Linked DNA regions of Homo sapiens: region 2 is linked to region 1. Evidence: chromatin loops called from intact Hi-C (ENCODE). Cell type or tissue: left ventricle myocardium inferior. All regions are shown on one strand. Links, peaks and the distances in the headings refer to the core of each region. The heading gives the core; the rest is flanking DNA.

What was found. Peaks named below come from ENCODE experiments on the same cell type or tissue, not always from the same donor. Only the 100,000 strongest peaks of a DNase experiment are listed, where the experiment ranks them.
Region 2: it touches region 1 in a loop (3-fold over the local background); 66 of 110 quality-filtered maps call a loop at or near these places.

What each region holds. Positions count from the first base shown.
Region 1 is chr4:72,465,386-72,473,733 of GRCh38, reverse strand. The region is part of intron 3 of ADAMTS3 (ADAM metallopeptidase with thrombospondin type 1 motif 3); the gene reads left to right. Among named protein-coding and RNA genes, the nearest start is that of ADAMTS3, 100 kb to the left of the region's middle. In left ventricle myocardium inferior, for the core only: a CTCF peak has its summit at 4,626 (motif pointing right); no DNase peak of the experiment used is centred there.
Region 2 is chr4:72,307,526-72,315,873 of GRCh38, reverse strand. ADAMTS3 (ADAM metallopeptidase with thrombospondin type 1 motif 3) reads left to right here. Exons shown (of 22, transcript NM_014243.3): 11 at 1-16; 12 at 2,052-2,197; 13 at 3,408-3,583; 14 at 4,693-4,826; 15 at 6,354-6,477. Among named protein-coding and RNA genes, the nearest start is that of ADAMTS3, 260 kb to the left of the region's middle. In left ventricle myocardium inferior, for the core only: no CTCF peak of the experiment used is centred there; a DNase peak (open chromatin) is centred at 3,323; H3K27ac peaks cover 2,132 bases.

The DNA of each region.
Region 1 (8,348 bases), core at 319-8,318:
CTAGGGAAGTGCTGGTTACCAACTGGTGGGAATGAAAGTCCCAGCTCCCCACTTGGCTTTCTCTCACACCACCTAGGGTGTTGGGATGACTCATCACAATCTTGACAAGATGGAGGCCTAAGCTCCCCACTTGGCCTGTGCTGGTGTGAATGTAGTAGGACCGTGTTTTTTTTTTTTTTTTCTGTGGTGTTTGGCTTGTGTAAAACTGTTAGTGTCTAAATGTTTTTATTCTCATAGGCTGGCCATTTCCTAGACCATTGGCTAGAGAGAGCATGTTTTTTTTAGGGCTTTGTTATTGTTGCTGTTGTTATTTTGTTTGTTTTTGTTTCCTTGCCTGTTTTTGTCTACATTTCTGAGTTGCTAACTTTTTTTTCCACTGCAAATCTGGGATAAAAGAAGCAAAAAGAAAACCCAGCATGTCATCATGGATCTTGAGGTCTTTAGCTAGTCTGCCTTCTTCTCTCCACCTTTAGAGTCGTCTTATGTTTGTTATATATATAAGGTCCAGAGTAGACAGTTGTACTTAGTGAGTAGAGTCCCTAGGTGTAGTAGAAGTATGTCGACTTCTGATATACTGATTATGATAATCAATATTTTTAACAAGATCTGTGGGATCTGCTACTTCAGGTACACATGTTGAATAGCAAAGCTATACATTATTAAATTATCGTTTGTTTTGTTAATATTAATTTTTTATTTTTAATTCTTTTTAGAAATTTTGTAATGGGGTTCCAAGTTACTTTGGTTGCAAAACTAAAGATTTTGTTTTGCTGTATTTTATGCCAACTTTTAGATGAATTTCTCTTTCACTCATACTCATGGTCATCAAATATTACAGTTACGTTTGAGGCACCTCAGATTGACTTGTGTCTTAACATGAAACAAATGCTAGCCAAAGTTCGTGCAGTGCTTAAGCCATTCTACAATTGTCAACATAAGCTATCCATGAATAAAGAATTTATTTTACCCTTCATTTTGACTATCTTATATGTGGCATTTTCAGTAATTATTCCCCTAAGAGTACTTATTAGCACAACTCTGATTTTTCTGTTATATATTGGGGGTTCTTCAGAACTGCAAGGTGAAAGAAGGAATATTTCTCTTGAACAGAATCTAATTTTAATGTCTCCTTATTAAATATATATTGGGGAACGGACAAGATGACATTGTCAGGTTCTTAAAAGCAATTCATAACATGGACTAGTAGGTTAATTAGCCCATTTTGCTAAAAAAAAGTAAGAAAACAAACTGATTTTCATGGAAGCTTGAGAATGTTGAGTTATTTTTATGTTCAGAAGCACTGTTTATGTGTCTTTAATATACTGTATAAACCTACAGTGAATTGCTTTGCATGTTGTTAAAAGATATTTTACCAGGGATATTTCTGTATTTGGCGTATACTCTGTAGTAACAGAGGTTAATATCTTATTTTCAGAAGAAAAATGATCAGTATGTAGTTTGGTTTTTATAAGTTTCTTTTCTTCTAAGGGGCATGGAATTTTGGCCTTAGCAAATATAAGCGATGTAGTGGAATTGAGAATGTATGAATTTCAGAATATTTATAAAAACGTTATTTCTCCTATTTGTCATTTATATTGTCAAGCCCTGTCTCATTTTTCCTGGACCAGGATTTCCAGATGTTAAACTCAGTTCTTATTTCTAGATCTTCCTTGTATTTATCTCAGGAATTCTAAGTATCTGCTTTATGTCCCATAGTTCCTGACATTCCTGCTTCCAACTGAGGGAGAAGTGATCTCTACTGATAGCTTTCTTCAGTGGAGGATCTTGGTTTCTTTCAGGTAGTAGTTCTGACAATTTTTGACTTTAGGGCCCTTATAGTCTTAAAAATTATTTAAGACCTCAAAGAGATTTTGTTTATATAGATTATATCTATCTACATTTACCATAATGAAAATCAGAGATGAACAAAATTAAATATTGATTTATTAATTTTTACAGTAGTTATAATAAACTTGGCATATATTAACATAAACAAGTTTGTCTAAAAGTAGCTATATTTTCAAAAACAAAAAAATTCAAGAGGAAGATGGCATTGTTTTTAATTTTCACCAACCTTTTTCTTGCCTGGCTTGATAGAAGATGGTTACGTTTTCATATCTGCTTTTGCATTTTTAATGTTGTTTTGGTTGAAGTATATGAAGAAAATCTGGTCTTATAAACATATGCAGTTGGAAATGAAACAAATATTTTAAAATGCTTTTTATATAATGAGAACATTCTTTGATTCTATACTAGAACTCAACAAATACTAGCACTCTAAATACTAGATGCAATGTGGAATCCAAAAGCATATCAAGTATTTTTGTACTCTGTTATATTAAAATCTATGTTGCACTTTTTGTAATTTTATGCATTGGTCATTTGGAAAATATTGTGTCATGGAGTTAGAAGTTATTGCATTATTGACATTTGTTACTATAACTACAGATTAAATCAGAAAAAGTCTTTAAATGTTGAGAGTCTGTTAAGCTAACAGTGGCAGATAACAAGTACTCCAAGTTTCTAATTTTTGCTTGAAATCTTGAATTTTATCATTAGCAACATATCCTGTTAGTTGTTTTCCTTGAAAAGGCAGGCTCACGTTATTTTTCAAGAAGATGTTTGCCAAATATCCAAGTTTGAATAACTGTGCTTTATCTCTTAGTCATTATTTTAAGTAAAAATGGTGTTCCATGAAAAAACGGCTCATTCGACTCACACCTCAAACATTTGTGCAAGTGATCTTTCTTGAGATATCCTTTGTAGTTTGGTATGCGATAGAAGTGGTATATGGTTGTGCACTTCCTATTTATATCACATAGGATATTAAAAATTTTGTACTTAAGCCTTAAGACTTAATAAAATTAATAATTGTTACGCTTTAACAGGACTTTTTTATTGCAACTGGCTTTTAAAAATTATTGTCATTACCATAAGTGTGTAGGACAGTGAAGAATATGATGACTCCTAGTACAGTTGAGTGCCACTGCCTTGATTCATGTGGAAGCCCAGCAGTTTAACTCACCATTGCCTTTTTGCCACCAGTGCGAATATCAACACAGTGAAAAAGGTGAAAACATCTTCATATTAGGGTGAGAATAGTTTTGACCTTGCAGAGCCCCTTTAAGAGAATGGGTCTTAGGTGTCTTCAGGGATTCACAGGTTAAATTTCGAGAACTATTACTATAAGTCATGCATATACAGGAAGATGGATATAATTTTAAGAATGTGTGTGTATTATATGTGTGTATATACATACTCATAATATGTATATATTATGAGTGTATATATATTATACATGAGATGTATATATTATGTATATGAAATGTGTGTGTGTGTGTGTGTGTGTGTGTGTGTATATATATATATATAAACTTAAAATAATTTCAGAAAATGACTTGAGTAATCCTCATGGTATTCCAGAGAGGTAGGTGGTGATTAGAATATCTGCCTGAGATATAGAGGAATCATGTCAGTGTAGCTATGCCATTTTGCCCATGACCAAGTAAGAGGAGTTGCTGAAAGGGCTAGAATCCCGATTCAGAATGAAACCCACAGGACAGCCAGTATCAACCTAGACTAAAACAGTATTGAGCATTCTAGTTTTTCTCATCTTGTATACAAACTTGAAGTCTTCTCTGAAGTCTTGTATTTAAAAAAATATGGCACACTGGGACAATACAATTGATCCTTGATCAATGCGGAGGTTGGGCAACCAACCCCCATGCAGTGAAATGTCTGTATGTAACTTTTGACTCCCTTAAAGCTTAACCACTAATAGCTTACTGTTGCCTGGAAGCCTCACTGATAACATAAACAGTCAATTAACACTTATTTCGTATGTTGTATATATTATATACTGTATTCTTACAATAACGTAAGCCAGAGAAAAAAAGTGTTATTAAGAAAGTCATAAGGAAGGGAAAATGTATTTATTATTCATTAAGTGGGAGTGGATCATCATCAAGCTTTTCATTCCCTGTTGTCCTCACAGTGAATAGGCTAAGGGAGAGGAGGCGGAGGAGGAGGGGTTGGTCTTGCTGTCACAGGGTTGGCAAAGGCAGAAGATCCATGTATAAATGGATGCACACAGTTCACATCTGTGTTGTTCAAGAGTCACCTGTGCTTGGAAGGAGCAGGCCTGAAAGACCTGTGCATGCTGATCACGGAGAGGTGAGGGATTAGATAGCAATAAGGGGAAAGGACACTGATTTTATTAGTCGTCTAATGAATGCCAGGTACTGTTCATTGTACTCACATGTTAACCCCTTTAATTCTCACAACAACTTATGAAGTCACTATTATCCACCTCATTTTAGAGAGGAAGAAATGGAGCCTCTGATATTAAACAATGAGCCTGAAACAACATCACTTCTATGGGTTGGAGTATGAATTCAAACCATTTGAATTCTATAGGTAGAACTCCAACCCATGGAATACTACCATTTTATTGTAATATAGTGTCTTCATATCTGTATTCACCAGCCTCTTGGGCTACATTGTTAACTGGTTAACTGTTACTATATCTGTCTTCTAAACATATTTCTGAATATACACGTGTATAGTCAGGTTCAGTTTTTACCTTTCTGAGGAAAATAAACAGAATTTTGTATTCATTCATCCACTAGAGGGCACAAGAGTGCTAATTTGTTAAGTTGATAATGATTGATGAGTAGAGTTTAAATTAATATGATTGTAGTATGATTTATAATCATATGTATGTACTATAGGAACTTGCATATGAAAAGTTATGAACAACCATCTAGTAATTATTCTTGGTAAGAAAGATGCTGTGCCATCTTTTTATTGGAAACCAGAGACTGCTTTTTCCACAAAATATGAAAAATAAATAACATTTAGTTAAACTTAGATGTGTGACTGGTGGTTGAAGAGAGGGACCATGTGATATGCACTGGCAAGATAAGCTGTGAACCAAGTCAAAACTTACATTCTATTCTAAGTTTTCTTCTCGTTTTTTTTTTCATAATACATGCCAGTTTTGACATTATTAATTTAACTTTGTTGTGATGTGTTTGATGCAATGTTGTTCGAAATAACGGATGGATTTACCTAAGACATTACTTAAGTTTTAAAGGAAAATGTTAAGATAGCTTTTTGTATTTGGTTAATGCTTGTGTTAATCATTATTTATTATTCCAGACTTGTCATTTAAATATGACTAGGTATGGGGAGTCTTTTAATATAACTGATACATCAAGTTCCTTATTTATGTAATTACCATGTGGGTAATTTTTAGTAAAATTGTGAAATACATTTTTTAAGAAGAACAAAACTGTGAACTGTGAAATAATTGCATAATGTTTGCATGATATTTGCCATTAGAGTATTTGTATTTGAAAAGAAATTTGGGATATTGTCCTGATTTATTTTTCTTAAGACTCCTGTAAACTTTGGATCATGATGACTGTGAAGAAGTTTGAAATTCCATTGGCATCATATCCATGGCAATTGTGAAGTTTTGCCAATTAGATTCTTACACTATATATTACATGTAATGCTTTTTGTTTTTGTTAAGTTAGAGTTTGTAAATGAAGGAATCTAAAATAGTTTTTCATTTCACTATTTTTAGATATACAATGAAGAATGTTCTTGAGCTCTACTTAAAGAAATTTTTTTTTCAGACTGAAAACCTCTGAAGGATTAGTGAAATAATACATTTTTATATGATTCTAATTTTGAGAAAGTGTGGCTGCTGGAACAAAATGGTCCAGAGTTTATAACCTTCTTTGCTCTGATACATACAGGCATATATGATATAATATAGCTTAACCTCTTTGAACATTAGTTGACTGCTCTATATAATTGGATTACAGCATTGCTGTAGGATGGTAGGCACTAAGGATACAAAGATGAGTCATGAGTAGTTCTGTCTTCAAGGATGGCCATCTATGGGGAGTGCTATACAAGTTAGCAAAAGATTACAGTGTGGTATGATGAGGGCCTAGTAAAGTGATGCAAACTTGCTACTCTGTCCTCACTTAAAAGGGTGGTAACTTAGTCTGTGATGTATTCAGGGAAGATCCTTCAGAGGAGGTAAGACTTGGACTTAAAGAATAAACAGTAGAGAGTTTGGGGTGCTGGGAGGAAGGAGCATATTTTAGGCAGAAGAAATAACATGGGACAAATCAGGGTGGAATAGGACAGTAGACTTTTAAATTGTAAGAGTATGGAATAAAGACGAAATAATGTAGGAGAAGTTGGAGATACAAGATGGGATCAAAATCATGTCTCTTGAATGTATATTAACAAGCTGGAATCTTATTTAGATTATAAGGAGCCATTTGCAGGTTTTCACTTAGGAGTGCTCTTGCATTTTAGGAGGATCACTGAAATAAGACTTAGAGAAGTTGGAAGATACTGCAATAGATACTGTGGGAAGAGGTGTAGCTGAGACAAGGCTGTAGAGTAAGCCTCGAGACAGTGATCAGCAGATTTTGGGGCTACCTAAGTATAGGATTAACAGAAGGAATGAAATCAATAGGTATAATTTTGAATCTGCAGACTTGGCAGTTAGAAATAAAGCCAGAAAAAGCTAGAGGAGACAAAGGTGACTCAAAGGTGACTTTTGGGCTTCAGGTTTGGCTGACTATGGAAAATGGAGGAGAGGGGAAAGCTTTTTTGCAGTGATTTTTAGCTAGAGATGGAGATTAAAACAAAATAAAATACAACTTTGAAATAATGTTTGATTACTTCCAATGTGCCAGAGATATAGTGAGGTTTTAAATGTGACATATTTAATTATCTCAGTATCCCCTTGAGGTATTATCATCTCTAATGGACCATTGAGGAGGCAGATTTAGAGAGGTCATTATCTTAACTAAGACCGCATAGCTGGAACTGATAGAACTTGGAATTGAGCTTAATTCTATCTGACCCTAAATTACAGCCTTTTCCATTCTATTACTCTGGGTATCATCTCATATATAGTACAGTTGAAGCGATGAGTATAAATGGAAATGATAAAAAGAGAAGAGAACAAGAGAAGAGAAGATGGTCAAGGGTAGAACTTGGGCAAATAACATTAGATTACATGGAGCCTACCAGGGATATAGAGAAGATGCAGCCACAGGGAGGCAGGGAAATTAGAAATAGCATTACATCCAAGACAAAACCATTAGAATCAAGCTTGAAGGCTCTCATTCTTTCCCACCCCCACATTCTGTCGATTAGCAAATTCTGTTTGCTCCGCCTTCAGAATATGTATAGATTCTGACCATTCACTCTGGTCCAAGCTACTCACATCTCTTGTGCTGTAACGGTGTTTTTCACATCTAGTCTTGTTGCCGTAGTGTCTTTTCTCCAAACAGCAGTTAGATTGTCATTTTCTGCTCAGAACTATCCAGTGGTCTTTCTTGCCATTCAAGAATACAATCCAAACTCATTACCATGGACTACAAGGATGCACATGGCTCTCACACAGGCTATCCCTCTAGCCTCTTCTTCTACATCCTCCTGTGAACCATAGTGCCAGCCACGAGCTGAACAGTGCTTTCTCTATGGAATTTGCACTGACTGCTCACCTTCCTGAGATGCTTTCTCCCCAGATGTTCATCACAGTGTCAGAAGGACCCAACCAACCTTTCTGAAATGGCATCTTGCATTATCACATTCTACCTTTTTATTCTCTTTTTATTGATAGGACATTATCACTTGTGTATTAGTCAGTTCTCATGCTGCTAATAAAGATATGCCCAAGACTGGGTAATTTATAAAGGAAAGAAGTTTAATTGACTCACAGTTTCACATGTCTGGGCAGGCCTTACAATCATGGCAGAAGCTGAATGAGGAGCAAAGTCACATCTTACATGGTGGCAGACAAGAGAACTTGTGCAGAAAAACTCCCATTTATAAAACCATTAGATCTCATGAGACTTATTCACTACCATGAGAACAGTATGGGGGAAACCTGCCCCCATAATTCAGTTATCTCCACATGGCCCCACCCTTGACACATGGGGATTATTGCAATTCAAGGTGAGATTTGGGTGGGGACACAGGGAAACCATATCAACTTGAAACATTAAGCTTAAGTGTGTGCTTTGTATTTATTGCCCCTAAAACCCCTGTCCTGCACCCAAACTTCATGAAGGTAGAGATTTTGCCCTTTTTAGTTCAATCCTGGATCCCCAGTGTGTAGGACATAGTTAATGCTGAACAAATGTTTGAATGAATGAGTACAGTCAGAGTGGACATTAAAACAAGTAAATCAGATCATATCGCCCCCACTTTTAACCCTCCCACCCTAGCTGCCTCCTATCACTGTCAGAATAAAAGCCAAACTTTGTACCATCATCTGCAAGGCCTTACATGATCCAAGCCTTGGTAAA
Region 2 (8,348 bases), core at 194-8,193, 160 kb after region 1:
ATGTGCTGCTGGAAAAGTGAGTATATCTATTTACACAATAAATATGTAAGATATGTTGCATAATTATCATCTTTAAAGGTCTGGAAAATGGTAAACACAGCTGCACTGTCATTTTTATGAAAACCATAGTATGCAAGGCTTTATTAAAGTAATGTACTAAAATAGTGTACTAGTTCCCTGTGGCTAAGGTAACAAATTTTCACAAACTTGTTGGCTTGAAACAATGGATATTTATTCCCTCACAGTTCTAGAGGCCAGAAGTCAAAAATCAATTTCAATGAACTGAAATCAGTGTGTGGGCAGGGCCATTCTCCCTCCAAAGGCTGTAGTGGAGAATCTTTTCTTTGCTTCTCCCAGCATCTGGTGGCCACCCCACATTTCTTGATTTGTGGCTGCACCACTCCAGTTTCTGCTTCTGTGGCCACATTGCGTTTTCCTCATCTTTATGGGTCAAATCTCCTTCTACCCCTCTCTTATAAGGATACATGTAACAGCATTTAGGACCCCATGGATAATCTGGGATAATCTCTCCATTTTAAAATATTTAAGTTAATCACATTTGCAAAGACCCTTTTTCCAAATAAGGTAACATTTACAGGTTCCGGGGATTAAGACTTGATATCTTTGGGACTACCATTCAGCCCACTGTTGGCAGAATAGGAAGAAGCAACTCAGCAGACTATCTGCCCCCTGGTAGTGGGATCTGATTGACTTGCTGGCATGCCATTCCTTGTGAAAGTTGCCCAGAAATAAAGTCATGTGAACTTATACAGAAGATTTGGCCTTGTTCCTTAGGGAAGGATGCCCAGAGGTTTTAAATCTCAAATTGTGTAGTCAGGATTGAATGCTCAGAAATTGGCTGAGTGCCAAGCTATGCTACTCATAAGGGCAAAGATCCCAAAACAAAGGCATGTTAAGAACTCAAGTTGAAAAGCTTTGACTAGTTTAGAAATAAGAAATTGTAGGCAGGACCAAAACCTGGTACAGAAGATTTATATGGCATTTACTTCTTTTAAAGCTCAATTTCAAATGTGTATAAACTGTACTTGTGACAGGGATTATATGCATAATAATAATAAAACCTGTCTTTTTAAGTGTTTGCATTATATTAGGCACTATGCAAAGCACCTTGTATACAATGTTTTGCTTTGGGAAAATTCAATATCATAAACTTCTGACTAAAAACAAGAGTATAACGAGTTAATTCATTTTTGCTTTATAAAAAATTATATAATTAACTTTTTAACATTCAACTTTCTTAAATATATTGGTGTTATATTGAAATTTATAGAAGTTGAGTTTTAACAAATGCTTTTATTGTACGTAGTGTGAAAAAGTAAGTCAAAATGTTAGAGAGGAAAATGGCTAATGTCTCTTGAGCACCATGCCAGGCACTGTAAGCTAGGTGCCTCTATAGTATTAGGGTTCTGGTAGCCCCACTTAATTACTTCTTGGTCAGATGGCCTTCAACTACTTATGAACCTTTCTGGGCCTCAATTTTCCTCATCTAATTGTTGATGATATATGTATGACCCATCTATCTCTCAGAATCATTGTTAATGAAACATTTTAAAAGTTAAATAAAAGTGCTTTGAAAGCTGCATATGTTTTAGACATGTTATATTATTATCTAAACCAAGACATAGTTTATTTTATCATTTTTAAAAAGATCATGTAGCCCTCAAAATATTCTGGTATGATATAGGTAGTGACAGATGAAGGGTAAAATCTTACCAACTGTGCAAGCTGGGTGCTCAAAGAGTTCTTATTGATTATAGTGTTTGATGCTTACTGGTGAATGTATCATTTAAAAACTTGTCTGAGTGAATGTTGTTTTTCCATTTTAATTTTCTACTTGAAAAATACAAGTCTAAATTACCCTTTAATAGGGTATATTAATGACATAATTGCTTTTGGATAATTTTAAATGCATCTCCACCTGGAAGAAAAAAGAGCAGTAAGAAAGCCCTTCAACTAGATGGTTCTTGTATAACAACTTCAGCTTTAGTGTATGCGTGATTTTAATAATTACCTTTTGTCATTTTTCTAAGTGGTGCTATAAGGGTCATTGCATGTGGAAGAATGCTAATCAGCAAAAACAAGATGGCAATTGGGGGTCATGGACTAAATTTGGCTCCTGTTCTCGGACATGTGGAACTGGTGTTCGTTTCAGAACACGCCAGTGCAATAATCCCATGTGAGTATATCCTTGTAACTCTTGTTATTTTTGGAGAGACCAGAAAATACTTCAATATTATGTTATTAGTATTCTGTTTTATAAAGTGCATGTAAAACACAGGGCAGGAAAATAAATTGTTCACAGTTCATAAACCAGTCTGTGTTTTTGATACATCTCCATTTATTAATCTTGTGACAAGCAGTCAGTGATGAAGAAGATCAAACGAAGATTGAATATTTTTAAAGAAGTTGCTGTTCAGGAATATTAAGAAGCTGAACAAGGAAAGTAGGTCACTGTGCCCTAAGGGCGTGGGCATGGGCACTGCGAGATTGACTGCCAGAAACAAGAGAGTGTCCAGGAAAGAGCGGTACCAAGCATACAGACTCTCTCTCTTCAGGGAGTGGAATGTGATTGCTTCAGAGGAAGGCAAAAGAAAGATTGTGATAGAAGGCCAGGTGACTGTTGGGGGAAAGTTATCTATTCATTCACTCAGACTACAATTACTGAATTCCCTATTGTGTGCTCAGCAATCTTTACGAAGAAAAAAACAACTGAATTCTCACATTTAGAGGATTCTGCCTTGTCTAGGGTTTAATATGTGAGCAGCTTTTTCTCTCTGTTTCTGGCAGCAGGATGTCTCTGAGCACGTCTTTTGTAAGACTATCTGATGCCACATACCTGCCTTCCCAGTAAGAGATGATGGTGGTATTAGAAGTAACAAAGACAATAAAAATTAAAAGATCAGCTAAAGTTCATTATGAGCCAGAGTTGTTAGGAGTGCTTTAAATAATGTCAACTCATTTAATCTTCACAGTTTTCCTCAAAGGAAGATACATTATTATTTGCATTTTACATATGAGGGAACCGAGCCATGGAGCGATGACCAAAGTTTCTTTGAGCTGCATCTGTGTGTTTTATACATGGTAGCAAAATATCATTTTATTGATTCAATATACATGCTTTTTTTTTCTTACACACTTTTGCCATGCATTTAAAATATATGATTTGAAAAGCTGATTTAAGTTGAGCTTTGTGTTTTGTTTTATTTTTCCACCCAGCAGGGAGAGAAGGGTGCTTTGGAAAGGGACTGAAATTAGGAAGTATGAGTTCATTCACTTTGTGCTGGCAGCCCAGAAACTTTGGCTTTGTGCCCTCAAGCACTGTGTCTGCAAGCTTCAACTGCTAGACAGAAGCCAAAAGGCCTTTTTAAATGTTGTCTTTTCTTTAGGCCCATCAATGGTGGTCAGGATTGTCCTGGTGTTAATTTTGAGTACCAGCTTTGTAACACAGAAGAATGCCAAAAACACTTTGAGGACTTCAGAGCACAGCAGTGTCAGCAGCGAAACTCCCACTTTGAATACCAGAATACCAAACACCACTGGTTGCCATATGAACATCCTGACCGTGAGTAGCCTCGTGCTCTCCTTCCTGCTGTGTGGATGGTTACTCACAGTTTAAGCTTTGCCAGCACGAACCCCATGGACTCTTGATCCCTATGTGGTAACTTAGGAAACTTGGTGCTTATAGGAGTAAGTTCTCCTGGGTTTCTAAGAATAAGGCTTAAATACCCTTTCTCTAAAGAGGTAAGAATGGTGCAATAGTTCCTGGCAAGCAGCACTATCACCATCAGCGGTGAAAAGACCAGTGGAAAGGAACGCCTGGGAGAGATGTTGGAATTCCTGATTCAACCGAAATCCCTCTACTAGGAAATACTTCTGGAATATTGTGATCTTTCCTTTCTGAACTAGAGAAAAATATAGTTCTTTGAAAATTGAGTCAGGACCAAGAGAAAGATCATAATTTAATAACAAAAGATACCTTATAACCTTTTACTTTTTTACTATAGTTTAAAGATATATTTGGAAATTTTCTTTTAATGTTTCACTTCTTACTTCTGAATTTTTGGTTAAATATGTCCAATGGCAACTTTTTGCCATACTTCTTATTTGAGTGAATGAAAGGAAATAGTTATATGATTACATGCACCACTGGGTTCAGTTCAAATCCATGTTAAAGGAAAGAGGAATACACGTTAAGAATTCAAAGTTGCAATGCATTAAGAAGAAATGCATTGTTTTTATCTATTTTGGTGAAGTGAGTTGCATCCTGTAAGAGGCAAAAACTATGTTAGATGATTGAGTCAAATCACAGACATTCTTTCAGTGCTCTAATATTACGAAAACTAAACTGGTTTTGAATTAAGATTTATTTAAGAGCTATGTTGAAATCTAGGGTTGCCTGGGGCAGTCCCAGTTTATACCTGTTGTTCCTGCTCAGTTATTACTAGAACCCCTTTTCTAGTTTAGATGACAAATTTTATGGTCACCTTAGCTAAAAAAAAAATGTCAAATGTACATACTTTCCTCCTTACTCCTTATTTTATTTGTTTATACGGTATTCCTTTTGTTTTCAGGAAATCACAGTGAAACCTTATATTTAAAAATAAAATAAACTATGCTGTTCAAACATTCCATTTTATGTAAATAGTTAATTTTATCCTCCATCTTATGCAGCCAAGAAAAGATGCCACCTTTACTGTCAGTCCAAGGAGACTGGAGATGTTGCTTACATGAAACAACTGGTGCATGATGGAACGCACTGTTCTTACAAAGATCCATATAGCATATGTGTGCGAGGAGAGTGTGTGGTAAGTTCAAATTGCTTCCCCAAAGGCTTTCTACGTTATCTACGTTTACTGTCATTCATCTGCACATTTTTAATTTTTTAAACTATTTTATCTTTGAAATCACATTATAGTAAGTGTCTATGAATAGTTCAATAGCTAAAATAAATTTGAGAGACATTGTACTTTCTCAAATCAAACTTTGGTCACTGGCAGAATCAAGGTTTAAATAATTTTCCTAATTTCCAGCCAAATGCCTTTTCTGAGTAACTCTGAGGCCTCTAGGTTGGGAATACAAATTGGTAATAATGCATTTGCTTCGGGTATTTTAGTAGCCATCTGCTATTAAAATACAAGGTCTTTTTAAAAATAATCAGTGCTAAGTATATTTAATCTTTTGTTGTAAAGATAATAAGACATTTCTTTCTCACCTTCCAATCAATTCTAAGTTTAAAGGCTAAATTTCACATTAGAACAAAAGTAGTAGAGAAGCAAACATGTTTTTTTGCTCCATTTAATCTCAGGTTAAAAATGCATTTTATTTCTTGTGTTCATAGTTAAATCGATATGAAATTATCTTATTAACTGAAACACTGCTCCTAACATATATTTCCTTTATACTTCATCAAAACTGAAGTGCTGTATTAATGAGTCTAAAGTAATTGAGCTTACATTTTCCTGAAAGCATAGTATGTGTTGTTCAGCTTTTACCTGCCGCAGTACCTAGTACATTAAACGTATGTGTTGTCTTTATTTTCCCTGCCACCTTTCATCCCATACTTTTGAGTGCAGTAGTGTATTGTGTATCATTATTCTACAGTGATTTACATTAAGAACATGCCTTGGTTCAGAAAACCTTCAATATTTTCCTGTTTCAAGGGAAAATGTAAATTCTTCCTGGTATTCAAGTCTTCTGCAGTCTATTCAATGCAGATTTTTCACTGTTCTTTCCTTATCATGAAACACTAACCTTCCATTGGTTTAAATATGGGTTTAGATATTGACCTCTGCACCCACTTTCCATGAACATACTTCTCTGGCTTTGTTGTAACTCATCTGCTTTCCTGAAATGCTTTTCTATTCTGTGTTTCTTTGGCCCCTGTGAAAATCTTCACCACCCTGGTGAAGTTTTGTCTCACATCATAACCATCTTTTAAAGATTGCACTAATATACAACTCACTATATTATCCATCATCATAAATGTGAGAGCAGCAAGGGAAAAGCACTGTCTTGTTGTTTTCTTGTCTCCTCAGCATCAGCTACATCTGTTTTCATTACATGTGTGTTTGATGACTATGACAATTTAAAATGGTGTAAATATTTCATTGGACTGGAGGAAATATATTCTTTATTACTTAGGGTACAAGTCATTTGGTTTCCCATTATTTTTTTTAAAAAACTGAGGTATTAAAAATTATGACTACAGTGGCAGTTTGCTATAAATTGGCTGACTGTGGGCCATGACTGAACAAAGGGTTCATCATTCTCTGGGATGTTGACCACTACTGGGCACACTAAAATTAGCCACATTTGACATCTTCTCTCTCCAGAAAGTGGGCTGTGATAAAGAAATTGGTTCTAATAAGGTTGAGGATAAGTGTGGTGTCTGTGGAGGAGATAATTCCCACTGCCGAACCGTGAAGGGGACATTTACCAGAACTCCCAGGAAGCTTGGTAAGATGAGGTCTCTCATGGATTTAGTATTCTTCTCTGTGATTTGTACTTTTTGAGGCTTCTTCCTTTAGAAATGCAGCATTTTCTCTATAAACATAATCAAAATTTAGCTGCTGATTTATTGTTATTCAGATTACCTTTTAAGGAACTTAAAAAAAAAAAAGAAATCACTTTGAATGAATTCATACTCCCTAGCGTCAATGATGAAAAAAATACATACTAAATTTAGAAAAGAAACAAGTAAAATCAGTATCAGTTATACTAGCTAGCTAAAATCTGTGTTTTATTTTGCATTTTTAATAAAATGCAGATTGAATTATTAGAATTGGTGTTTATTTTGAATTCTTGTTGCATATAAATTATTGATCAGGAGTTTAAAAATTACAAAATTTTAGATACAACTTTTAAAATATCACATTAGTTTTACTTATTTTAAAAGTGAACAATTTTATCCTGTTTATAAATCTAGGAATCTTGGATCTGTATTTCACATAATTTTTAAAAATTTACTTTAAACAAAATTGAGGTACAACCAAAAACTAACCTGAGATGTAATTGCTCATCTCTATAAATGTTTATGCTTGTTACATAGTCAATAACTTGAACTTAGACATACACTGAAGGTTCAAAGGTGGAACAAAAAGCTGTCTTCATGCATCAAATAATAGGCAAAATTATCCATAGTTTAATAATATTCATTGGAATTTTCATAAAAGATTTGTATACAGACATTTATTACTGAATAATTTCTTGAGTTTGTATCAGATACTATTCAGTTATTCAATAAGGATTTATTTGGCAAATGTTTCTGGGAATTCAGCACTTAAAGATAAATTTGATGTGGTGTTTGCTCAAGAAGATTTTGATGTCTTCCAAAGAGCCGTTGGTATCTTATAAAATCATGAAAGTAAAACAAAAACAAAGAAATATGGTTTACGTTAAGTAAATTGTCATTGGGGTAACTTTTCCTTTTATAAAAAAGTTAGTCTTCATCCAAATGAAATAATTCTCTTAGTTTTTGTATTTTTTATTCCCATTATACCCCTGATACCTAACTCAATTACTAGGAGACTATATTCTAATGTTTTTCTTGTTACTGATGTCTTTGCTATTCCTGTGTTATAAATTACCATGTTTTGTACTTTGAAAATTGTTAAAAAGCAAATATTGCTATTTCTGACTGATTGCATTATTAAAGCAAAGAGAAATATAATTATATACGTGTATTATATTTCAGTGGAGTCAAATGTAATTTTCTTCATCTTGCTGTGAAATAATATACTGTGCTTTCTTGGAGTTACATTTTATTCTTTTCTTTTGGATGTAAAATAATTCATTTTGTTTTATTTCCACAGTGAATAATGTAAAGAAAAGGTTTTGCCATGTTCATTCATTGTATATTATGTATAATATAAGGTATTGGTACTGTTTTTCAGAGAGTTCAAACATCATGCTAAACTTGCAAATCAAGGCCAAAAGAACATTAGAAAATTTTCATCTGTCATACCAATTCAAACTGTTCAAAGATAATCTAACTTCCATATCTTTGCACTAATATTGTCATCATAGTGATTTAATAGACTAATTAACCTTTTCCAACAGGAAAACATTTAAGCAAGAGGTGCCATAAAGAATTGAAGTTGCTGGAAAATGAAATCTGCAAGTATTCAACTTCAAATCATCTACTTAGTCTTACTTTCATGCTTAGTCTTACTTTCATTGACTATTAACAGTTTATTGGCATTATCTATTACAAATGCATTGTGACTTCAACACATAAACTTACAGAACATATTTTATAACTTGCCTAATAAAATATGTGACTTATGGGATAGTCAATGAAACAACAAGACTTTGATAAACATGAACCC